Linked DNA regions of Homo sapiens: all the other regions are linked to region 2. A link is a contact called in ENCODE Hi-C or POLR2A ChIA-PET data. All regions are on one chromosome and are shown on one strand. Each heading gives the region's core, a stretch centred on a gene start or an enhancer-like site at or near the end of the contact. The rest is flanking DNA. Distances are from core to core; before and after follow the strand shown. Region 1 holds the start of ALDOC (aldolase, fructose-bisphosphate C). Region 2 overlaps MYO18A (myosin XVIIIA). Region 3 overlaps UNC119 (unc-119 lipid binding chaperone).

Region 1 (3,577 bases), core at 1,039-3,538, 570 kb before region 2:
GGGCAGTAGGGGAGATGAAGAAAGCCTTGTGACTCTCTCCCCACCAGGCATACAGGGCACCTAGCTCACCACCCTCCCAACACACACACCTGCTGGCAGATACTGGCATAACGGGCCAGCACGTTGGCGTTCTCCAGAATGGCAAGTGCAGAGGGTGTACGCTCACTGATTTTCAGCACACAGCGCCACTTGGCAAAGTCAGCACCATCCTTCTTGTATTGGGCACAGCGTTCTGAGAGCCCATCCAGCCCTGCAAGCACAGTGCCAACCTCATTACTCTGCCCCTCTTTTACCAGCATCAACTATCTAACACCTCTTTGGTCCTCAAGCCCACCCATCCTATACCTTGAGTGGTGGTTTCTCCATCAGTCCCAGCTAGAGGCACCACACCCTTGTCAACCTGTAGAGGAAGTACAAGCAGAGGGTTGAATCCAGGCAGGATTCTCCTTGCTACCCCTCCTACACAAGCTTATTTTCACACCCAGCTTCCATTCAGAGCAGGGCCAGGGGCTGCACCTTGATGCCCACGACGATGCCCTTATCCTGGATGGTTCGGACGAAGGGAACACCATTATCATCTTTCTGGTAGAGGGTCTCATGGAAGAAAATGACGCCTCCAATGCACTTTTTCACACGGTCATCAGCACTGAACAGGACCTGGCGGTACAGCCGGCGGTTCTCCTCTGTGTTTTCCACCCCAATTTGGCTCAGCCGCTTGGCCATGCTGCCTAGGGGCAAACAAAGAGAGGCAGTGAGAACATCCCCAGGGTCCCCTAGCCACCTGTACCCTACCTGGCTACAGATGTCCACTTACCTACAGACTCATCCGCAGCCAGAATGCCTTTGCCCGGGGCTACAATCCGCAGGGCAATGTCAGACAACTCCTTCTTCTGCTCAGCAGAAAGGGCTGGGTACGAGTGAGGCATGGTGACAGCTCCCTGGAGTGGAGACAAGATAAAAAAGCCAGACCTCACCCTCTGCTGCCTCTCCTGGCCAGATGGGCCAAATGGCCTCCCCATCAAGCAAGGGGCTGGGAACAGGGCAGCAGTCCTTGGCATGAGTCCTGGGCATCAAGTGGCACCAGTCCTTCTGACAGCTAGCAAGCTTAGGGCTCCAGTTCCCACATCTCCTTTTGTCCCTGGTAGGCATCCTTCCCAGCCCTGGGGAAAGATGCAGGGTGGGGGTGGGGAGGTGAGCAGCCCTGAAGCCACAGCTCTTCTGATAAATCTGCTGCCCAATCAAGGATGCCAACCCTTCTTTCACTGAACTTGGTCCCTTGTTGAGGTAGGCAAAAGTCCTGGCCTTTCCAGCTTCCCTTTTCTCATCCTCCACAGGACCCCTAGGGAAAGTGTACTTACTTCCAAGGCTTCAGAATGAGGCAAAAGTACTTATTGCCACCCTCTTCTCTCAGCTTCTAGAGGAAAAGGTTGGAAGAACAGGTAGGGAGTAGGAGTGGCACAAATACCAGTCACAGGCTCCTGCAGCTTCTCCTTTTCTGTACTCCAAACCTGCCTGCCTATGCCTATTGCCTATTCCCACCCAGTACCAGAGGTTGGCCCCAGTGGGGCTGCAGTGATGTAGGAAAGAGGGCCCAGCGGGTCAGCTGTGTTAGTGTGTGGAGACTAGGGCTAGTGACACCTCCGGGTCATCTCTGTGCCCAGGAAGCACTTCACCTGTTTGGCAGGAGGATAGCAATAGGAAGCACTTCAATTCCCCACAACTCAGACACCCAGACGGGAGGGCAGAGGACCAAGGCTGAAAGGAGTAGAGAGCCTGAGAGAGAGATGAGACTGAGGGGAGCTAGTGGTGATGCAGGCTAACCAGTCAGCGGGAGAGACCTAGACCGGGGGGCAGAGAAGGCGGGAGAACTGGAGAGAGGACCTAGCCTAGGAGGAGAGGGAGCAGGCTGAGAAGGAAATGCTCTGGGTAGGAGAGACAGACTCCAAGGAAAAATCCAACAAGTAGAGGAGGATTTGGGATTGGAAAAGCTGAGGTCCAGCTGGGAGAGCTGAAGAGGGATAGAACAGAAGAGGTTGAGCCATGGGGTTTCAAGTACGCGGAAAGGAGCAAAGATGTTAGGAAAGGGTCGAAAGGGCACATCCCGGAGTCCCAGGTAGCAGGACGAGGATGGCAGGGGAAGAGCCAAGGAAATGAAGCGGAGATGTTGAGTGGCTCCCGCCTTGCCTGGCCTTACCTGTGCGCAGCCAGTTAGCAGCCGCAGCCACAAGCACAGCTCGGGTTCTGATCCGCAAACAGATGAGGCTGCAGCCCTGGCTCCCTCTGGTAAATGAGGCTGCGGATGTCGCAGAGCTACGTGACTCCTCCGGGGGCGTGGCCTGCATGCCCCGCCCTGACCACACCCCCTCCCCAGGACTGGTGTCCGGGGCAAGACCACGCCCTCAGAGGCGGGGCGGCGAGGTGGAGTGAGCGCCCCGCCAGGCATCCGTGGCTGTTAGGGACTGCCCTCCCACCTCGGGGAGCCTGGCCATGACCTTGCGTTCATTTCTGCCACAATCCCTTTACCACGTGCCGGGCACTTGCTGGATGCTGGGGATTAAGCTTAGTCTGGTGAAGAGGAGGCACCAGAACAGTAACAACAGGTTGAGTAGGTGGGGCAGAAGCATCTTCAAGGTGCCCAAGTTCAGGGCAGGAAGTAATGAACTGAGCTTCTCTGTCCTCACCCCCATATTTGCCAGGGTATACCCCCGAGGGGGCTGGGGAAAGTAAGAGAATGAAGCCTTTCTGTTTCCTCCAGGCGGTGAGCCAGGGAACAAGCAGTCCAGTGCCCAGAGTTTTGGTGAAAGCAGAGGAAGGGAGGAAGGGCAGGCAGCCTTGGCTTTGGATGCAGCAGGAGGTGGAGAGGGATCTATGGAGGGTGCCCAGGCAGGAGGCCCAAGCTGCTTCTTCCCTGACTTCATCATCCGCCCCCTCTCACCCAAAAAGTAAGATTCCGTAAGCTTGGAGAAATTCATTAAATACACTTTATTTAAATAGCATTTATCTCAGTTGGCTCTATGCCAGTTGGTCTTGGTATTGGGGTAAGGGGGTATTGCAGGTAAAAAGAGGTGAAGCAGATTCTGGCTTTCAGTTTCTTAGCTCAGAAATTCCAGCAATCCCTGTAGTTCTTTGCATCCCCTCACCACCTCTGGAATAGAGAGCAGGGTCTGGGAAGAGAGGCAGAAAACGCAGCTCAGGACCACAGACTTAAGGCCCAGGGCTCCCAGCCCCAGGAGGCAGCCGCTGAATTAGAGGGGAGAAAACAGACACCACAGAGAAGCCTGCAATAGTGATTCAGGCCCAGCTCTCAGCACAGGCTGGGAACCAGATCTGTGCTCATTAGTACCTCCTGGGGCCAGGCCTTGTACCAGGTTCATTAGTGATATCACCTCCCTCCTGCCTATACCTTATAAATATGCTGAACAATGTCATCTAGTTTTTCTAACTCCTTGTCAGAGCGCCGAAGGTTCTCCTCTAGGATATTTCTCTAGAAAGCAAACAGATTTTATAAGTCCTATGCATAAAAGAGCAAACTTGGTAGGACAGGGGAAACATGGCGGGGCATTTGTTAACGATGGTA
Region 2 (3,529 bases), core at 918-3,417:
ATCACAGGCATGCACCACCGTGCCACCATGTAGGTTTTTTTTTTTTTTTTTTTTGCACAGATGGGGCTTCCCTATGTTGCCCAGGCTGGTCTCAAACTCCTGCACTCAAGCAATCCACCTGCCTCAGCCTCCCAAAGTGCTGGGATTACAGGCATGAGCCACCACATTTGGCCTTAATACATTTTAACTATTATTATCTACCTATGATCATAAGCGGGGGAAAAAATGAGGCATTGTAAGCAAAATTTCCAGGTAACTGGAGCCTACCCTTTTTAAGGGATAAAAGATTTAAGTCATTTTCTAAATTCTATACTATTTATAATCCTAAAAATAACCAACATATATACCCTGCTTCCTTAAGTACAACACTCCTAATTCATCTCAAAGATCTCACACTCTGAGCTTTCCTTCTTGAACCCAATCCATTTCTGCTCCATCCTGTACTGAAGGGCACGCCATCTCCACCATGATGACTCCTGACTTCCTGGCCTGGCTACAGCAGCCTGGCTTCTGCCCCACCAATGCCCCAGCCTCTCTCCAAGGGCACCAGCCCCTCTTAGGCACCACCATGCTGAAGCCTTGCATATGCCTATATTAGGAAGGCCAGATGCCCTTTGTGGCCATATGTCTGCTTTTTAATTCTTTTGTCCCCTACCTCATTAGGCCATCAGCTGTCACTCGTCTGTCAGTGTGCCTGTCTCCACTCAGCTTCACATGCAACTACAGCTAGTCCCTCTGCTGCCCAAAGCGTGGTGGTGCAATATCAGGGCATGGTCCATTTCTTTGATGAGTCTAACTGATGGCTCCAGAGGCCATGTGGACACTCCCACAGCCAGCCAGGCCACCCCAAGCCCCTCAGCTTGCCTCCAAGGACAGCTGGAAGCTATAATCTGGCCCCTCCTCAGACTTTACTTTCACTTTTCTAGTCTCTTCTCCCTCTTCCCAGCCAGCCTGGCTCTCCGTCATTTGCCTGCCCTTGTCACCACCAGAGCCATTCCTTACGAATGTGTCTCTACCTTGGCTGACCCTCTCCATCTCTCCAGGCCCATCTCAACTCCTGCCTCCCTTATGAAGCCTTCCCTGAAACCCAAGACCCACCCGGCAATGCAAAGAACGTGGGCTTGGCAGCCAGACACACCTGGGTCTGAATCCCAGCCTCTTTCTTGCTGTCTGACCTAAGGGAAAGTTACTTGACTTCTTAGAGTTTCTACCTTTTTGGCCTTAAAATAGTATGATATCCACCTTATGAGGCTGTTATAAGAATAGAAAAGGCAGTACATGTAAAGCAACTGATGTGCGGCCTGGCAAATTATAGTTATTAAATTATTAATATCATTATTATCATAAACCATAGCACTCACTGTCCACACCTGAACACATTACATACATACGGTTCTTGGTTATACTCAATATGGTGCTCTATTATATACAGTGGAGTCACACACTATGTGGGGTTAGATTCCAAAGTCAGCACGTAAGGCAAAAATAGAATATAGTCCAAAACTCCTGAAAATCCCTTAAACTGCTCACAAAGTATAGTACACATGATTTTGAGTATGCCATTTGGTATAATATAGCTGCAGGAAAGCATAATAGTCATGTACAGCATATAGTAAAAACACACAAAATATTATTTTTATAATTTTAGGCTACAGTAATATAGTTTCTTTCACAACCATATAGTTGAACTTATTGAAGTTTACTGTCCACGTGCCATGACTATACAGCATAACTAATGTTCTGAATGATAATCGATTCGTGTTGAATGTTTAAGCCTGCTCTCCCTGGAGAGCTGGGACCATTTCCTACTTCCTTTATATCCCATCCCGTTCCCCAGCACTAGGCACACAAAAGGTGTTCCACGAAAATCCATATGGATTTAACCAACTGATCTGAACGGTGCACGCACAATAAACGGGCTGGAATAGAGTGGGGAACAAGGGGATCTCCATGTGTGGTGACAACTTCAACTGCTCTGCTCTCCCACATTGGTGGCGTGGATGAGTGGAAGGTCCTTGGCTCTGTTTCAGGCACTTGACCAGGCAGAGTGGCTAAGCAGAGCTGGGGGAAGGCCAGACAGGAGGCTCTGAGGGCTGGAGGAAGTCGTTCACTTATTCAACTAGCTGTGAACTGTAATACCTCAAGGCGAACACTGTGGGGAAGCACCGTGCCTGCTTCTTTTTCAGCTTCCCCACCACAGACTGAGCTTCCTGAGGCAGAGGTTGTGTGTTGTTCATTGCTCTATCCCCAGCACTCACCTAGCACTGGGCCCTGCTCAGAGACAATATGAGGCACGTTTGAGTGACTGAGTGAAAGAAGATAATTTAGTTCTTGTTTTCAACTAAATACTTCCTGATTTAAAAAAATGTACAGATCAGCAGAGGAGATAACAAATGTACCCCAATAATTAAAATTCAAGTCAGGGACGTCAATAACAGTCTAGGGAAGTTCAGAGGCAAAGATCTGTTCCAGTTACGGTATTAAGTAGACAGCTTACAGACAGCTTGGAGCTAGGCCAATGAAAGAGAGAAATGTTATAATGTGGCAATGAGGTAGGAAGGGAATTCCAGGGTGAAGAAGTAGTGTAAGAGAAGGCAAAGAGGGGCCAGGCAGGCGTAGTGGCTCACGCCAGTAATCTCAGCACTTTGGGAGGCCGAGGTGGGCGGACCACCTGAGGTCAGGAGCTCGAGACCAGCCTGGCCAACATGGTGAAACCCCGTCTCTACTAAAAATACAAAAATTAGCCAGGCGTGGTGGCATGTGCCTGTAATCCCAGCTACTCAGGAGGCTGAGGCAGGAGAATCACTTGAACCCGGGAGGCAGAGGTTGCAGTGAGCTGAGATCACGCCACTGCACTCCAGCCCGGGCGACAGAGAGAGACTCCATCTCAAAAAAATAAAATAAAAATAAAATAAAATAAAAGGCAAAGAAGTGGAAAAGCATGAGATGTGGACAGTAAGTCTGGAAGAAATGTATGACACATATAGGAAACCAAGGAGGGAGGGATAAAGCTGGGAAGGAAGCTGGGTCTCAAATCAAGCAAGTGTGTGCTGTAGTGGACATGTGTTGTTTCTGCTGCCCACCACCCATTCCTCCATCCTCTGATTATAGCACTCCATTTTCCCCTCTGGGGACCCACCCCAGCACATGACTTCGCCCTGGCCAATAAGAATATCCTGGCCAATAAGAATATCCTCAGGCTATAGGTTCATGGAGGGCATGTGACCCAATCAGTTTCAAGGATACATAATGAAACTTGGGGATTATTCAAAGAGTCACACATCTCTATCCACACAACTAGAACCTGGGGCTGTGACATTTTGCCATTACTTGTCTGAGGACCAAGGCTGCCTAGAAGATGGGGTGAGAGACAGAAAAGGTCAGGTCTTGGTCACACTGTTAATGTTTCCAGATAAGGCTGAGCCTGTAGCCGGTTCTACTGCTGGACTTTTCAGATACTGGTGACAACACATATCTTCTTTTTAAGCCAGTTGAGCTGGGCTTTCTGTTACTCTCACCTGAAAGAGCT
Region 3 (3,331 bases), core at 642-3,141, 600 kb before region 2:
TGGAGTTCAGGGCCTTTGTTTCGGCCTCTGTTCTGCCAGGGTTGGCTCTGACTTTGGGCCAAAGCTTCCCCTCTCAGGGTCTGGGTCTCCTTCATCACAAGAAAGACCCTCTCCAGCTCCATCATGTTCTAAATGCTGACTCTATATGGTGTCAGGGTACAGAGAATCAGGGGACAGGAAGACTAAGGGGTGAGAGTGCACTGGAATGTGGGAGGTAGGAGAAATTTTTACTGCCTTAAGCACATTCCTGCCTATCCCTGCTCCCTTCTTTGCCCATACACACAGAGGCTGGCCACACCAGAGAACAGAAAAGGAAAAAGTTTATTGAAAACTATATACAGTTGGTCCAGCTCCTACCATGGGCTGCAATCTCAGCCAGTCCCTCCCACACCTTAGGCAGTGTCTTGGCCCCTCATGGGGAGGGATGGGGCTAGGCCTAGGGCCCAGACTCCCTTGGGTGGCTTGGCAGCTGGAGCCCACCGTGGATCTTTGTAAATTTACAACTCTAAATGGCCTGAAGGTAGTGGGCAGGGGACAGGGAATGGATCCCTGCCTGATCTAGTCACAGCCTTGATAGGGGAACACTATTCTGAAACTTGGGCCCAAGTAGGGCCCAGCTAAGTTGTCCGGAAGTCCTGACTGCTCCTCTCACAGGCCTTCCTAGACGTGGAGGCAAACAGCCTCCCTACGACCCCACCCCATGTAGCAGGCCGCATGGGCTTCATGGGCTTGACTGGGGACACCAGGTACCCTTCCTCCCAACATTGACTCAGGGTCCGGAGCTCCTGGAGAACTCCCCAAGCAGAGGACTTGGGGTTGAGGGGTGAGCGTTGGGGAGGTCACAGCTCCCAGCCCAGAACTGGAGCCTCCTGGGGTCAGGGCAGCCGTGGGGTCAGGGTGTCCCGCTGTAGGAATAGTCTGCTTTATTGTGCATCACCAGCCGGTCATCCACGAAGTAGAAGCTGTCAGACTGGGTCTCATACGGGTGGCGGATCATCTCGCTGACTGCAAGAGAGGCCCAGCCAGGCCGGGCAAAGGTCAGGAGCTTGAGTCCCGCCACTGCAGGGGCTTCAGGACTGGGGTACAGGGACAGCCAAACAGCCTGAAATATCCCCAGCCTCTTTCTCTACGGATGATATGGGAATGGTGGCAGACACAGAAGAGCCCCAGGGTGGGGAGAAATGGGATCAGACCCACAAGTCCCTCTCCCTCCCGCAGCTCAGTCTCTAGACGCCCCCACTTCCCCACTCCCAGAAGACCCTGCCCGCGCACTCAGCTCCTCGGAGAGAGGGGGGAAGTCGTAAATGTGCTCGCAGGTGTTCTTGCTGCTGGGGATGCAGAAGCCAAAGTGGAAGTCGAAGCTTTTGAGTAGCTGGTTGCGGAAGTAGTGCCTCTCGATCATGCGGAAGTTGTTGACAGGCTTGTCTCCCACTGTGAACTCCACCCTGAGCAAGAAAAGGAGGCAGGGCTAAGTCTGTCCTTGAAGTCAACTAGCCAGCCAGGCTCAGGACAGGCCACCCCTACGAGAGGCTGAGAAGGGCCCACTCACACCCTCTCCCTCACCCCCACCACCACCCATAGCCCAGCGACTCACGTGGCTCCCACCTGCCTCAGGCGGAGGAAGGCAGGCGTGAACTGGTAGCGGACAAAGCGCCCAGCATTGGGGTCCAGGTCCCGCCGGTTGATGGGCAACCGTTCTGCAATGTACCCCAGCTGGGGCTCAGTGGGCTTCAGGCTGGGCCCTTGTCCACCCAGGGTTCTACCCTTGGGTCCCCATCTATCTGATTTTTTTTAAACTCCCCAAGAAATTCCGGGGCACACTGAGGGCTCAGACCATTGGCCAAATAGTGCCACCTAGGGGTTCTAGGTCTGCATGTTCCCAATCGCCACTGTGCTTCCCCGGGCCACAGGATGCTGAGGCCTGGGACCCGTAGGACTGCAGTTCCCAGAGAGCCCTGCAGAGGGCAGGTTGGCAGGGACCGAAGGGGTAGGGCTGACCTCGCAAGATGTCCAGCCTCAGAAACATATGGGAAGGAAAAGAAAGGGCCCCCCTGCCTGCAGACTCCTGAGAATGCTGGGGTCCAAGCCCCAGCTCTGTGGACTCCTCTGTGGCCCAAGGATTCCCTGGGCAGCCCACTCCGCAGCTCCTATCTGCCTCCCCATCAATGGCCCACCCAGCCCACTCACCTGAGACTGGGGGCTTCTTGATTTCAAAGAGGACAGTGCCTGAGTCCATGTCCCGAATCTTAAACCTGACAAAGTCGATCTTGTAGATATTCTCCTCAGGGGAGCAGAGGTAGTCTAGGGGAAACAGGCAGCTGAGCAAGGAAGGGGCCGCAAAGCCCCTGCTGCCAGGTCAGCTTGTGTGGGACCCCAGAGTAGCTACCATCTTCTCATCCCTGGGATCACTGCCCTCTGGAAAGAGGGACCTCAGTCCCTGCCCTTGGGGTACACCCCCAGTGTGGAAGAGACATAACTCCGCCATGGGGATCTAACAGGGGATAAGGAGTGCCATCCTACTGGTCTCTGGGGGCCAGGGAAGGGCAGGGCAGAGAAGGGTAGAGGACAAGGCCACCTCCTGAACACTCTCTCTCCCACTCTGGAGTTGAGGGTCCTCATTCTGGCCTCCGCTCTGCCAAGGCTGGCTAGATGACTTTGGGAGAATTAGGTATCCAGCCTGGTGGGAGCCTCTCTTCTCATATGGGAACAACTTCCTGCAGTCTGACCTGTCTCTTCTACTGCAACTCAGTGTATCAACTTCTCTGGTACCCTGCCTTTGAGAACCACCTGTAAAGGGGGCCACACAGCTCTGTCTTGGGAGAGTCACTGTCCTTCTCTGGAGGATACTCCTACCCTCACCCCACAGCTGCCCCTGGCATGACATCTAGATGTATCAGGTGAGGCTGATGTTAAGGGGACTTTCCCTGATATGGGTGGGGCTGGGGCAGGTGAACAACCCCTTCCCTATTCCTCCTCTCCTCCAAACCCCCTCCTCTCAGTAAGAAGCTTACACCAGCCCAGCTCCCTTAAGCAGCTTAACCAAAGCTCTGCTGACTCAAGCCCAGAGCCTGGGATATGGCAGGTGGGAGGAGGCCAACTTTGCTCTCATCCTTTGTTGATCTCCAAATGGGAGGAAGTCTTAGCAAGCAGAGAGAACCCCCTTAGAGGTCATTTACGCAGCCCTGGCTATGAGCCACCACCATGGAGAAAGTAGTCCTGGACCCCCATAGAGAAGAACACAGGCTAGGCCAGGAGGAGGGTGTGGCAGGTGCAGCAGTGGGTGTGGAAGGGGTAAGGGGAGTCCTCAGGCCCAGGAAGGGAACCAAGAACA

What was found. A loop is a pair of places that touch in the nucleus more often than their neighbours do. ChIA-PET counts read pairs that join two places held with the same protein, here RNA polymerase II (POLR2A). Pooled maps may share reads with other maps.
Region 1: a loop to region 2 is called in a pooled map, with 3 times the contacts of the local background. The contact joins the promoter of ALDOC here to the enhancer-like site in region 2. A Hi-C loop is called at or near these places in 1 of 37 single-sample maps with no recorded cell type and 9 of 50 pooled maps. POLR2A ChIA-PET finds 5 or more read pairs at or near these places in 1 of 52 experiments (activated naive CD8-positive, alpha-beta T cell).
Region 3: a loop to region 2 is called in a pooled map, with 4 times the contacts of the local background. The contact joins two enhancer-like sites. A Hi-C loop is called at or near these places in 4 of 50 pooled maps. POLR2A ChIA-PET finds 5 or more read pairs at or near these places in 2 of 52 experiments (GM12878 and activated B cell).

Annotation. Positions count from the first base shown.
Region 1 is chr17:28,574,607-28,578,183 of GRCh38, forward strand. ALDOC (aldolase, fructose-bisphosphate C) reads right to left here and starts at 2,289. Exons shown (of 9, transcript NM_005165.3): 1 at 2,195-2,289; 2 at 815-938; 3 at 517-728; 4 at 346-400; 5 at 90-250. The coding sequence starts at 926. SPAG5 (sperm associated antigen 5) reads right to left here. Exons shown (of 24, transcript NM_006461.4): 23 at 3,404-3,484; 24 at 2,968-3,164. The coding sequence ends at 3,093. RefSeq lists a silencer at 2,222-2,461 and an enhancer at 2,512-2,691.
Region 2 is chr17:29,143,369-29,146,897 of GRCh38, forward strand. The region is part of intron 2 of MYO18A (myosin XVIIIA); the gene reads right to left. The region is part of intron 1 of LOC124903967 (a long non-coding RNA gene); the gene reads left to right. Among named protein-coding and RNA genes, the nearest start is that of MYO18A, 35 kb to the right of the region's middle. Within about 2 kb of position 2,168, at least 22 of the 41 ENCODE cell types and tissues checked have a DNase peak (open chromatin) inside an H3K27ac peak, as active enhancers do.
Region 3 is chr17:28,546,405-28,549,735 of GRCh38, forward strand. It overlaps UNC119 (unc-119 lipid binding chaperone), which reads right to left. Exons shown (of 5, transcript NM_005148.4): 2 at 2,188-2,301; 3 at 1,595-1,697; 4 at 1,273-1,445; 5 at 304-1,005. The coding sequence ends at 893. Among named protein-coding and RNA genes, the nearest start is that of UNC119, 4.6 kb to the right of the region's middle. RefSeq lists enhancers at 530-1,367, 1,205-1,314, 1,335-1,384, 1,368-2,204. Within about 2 kb of position 1,892, at least 10 of the 41 ENCODE cell types and tissues checked have a DNase peak (open chromatin) inside an H3K27ac peak, as active enhancers do.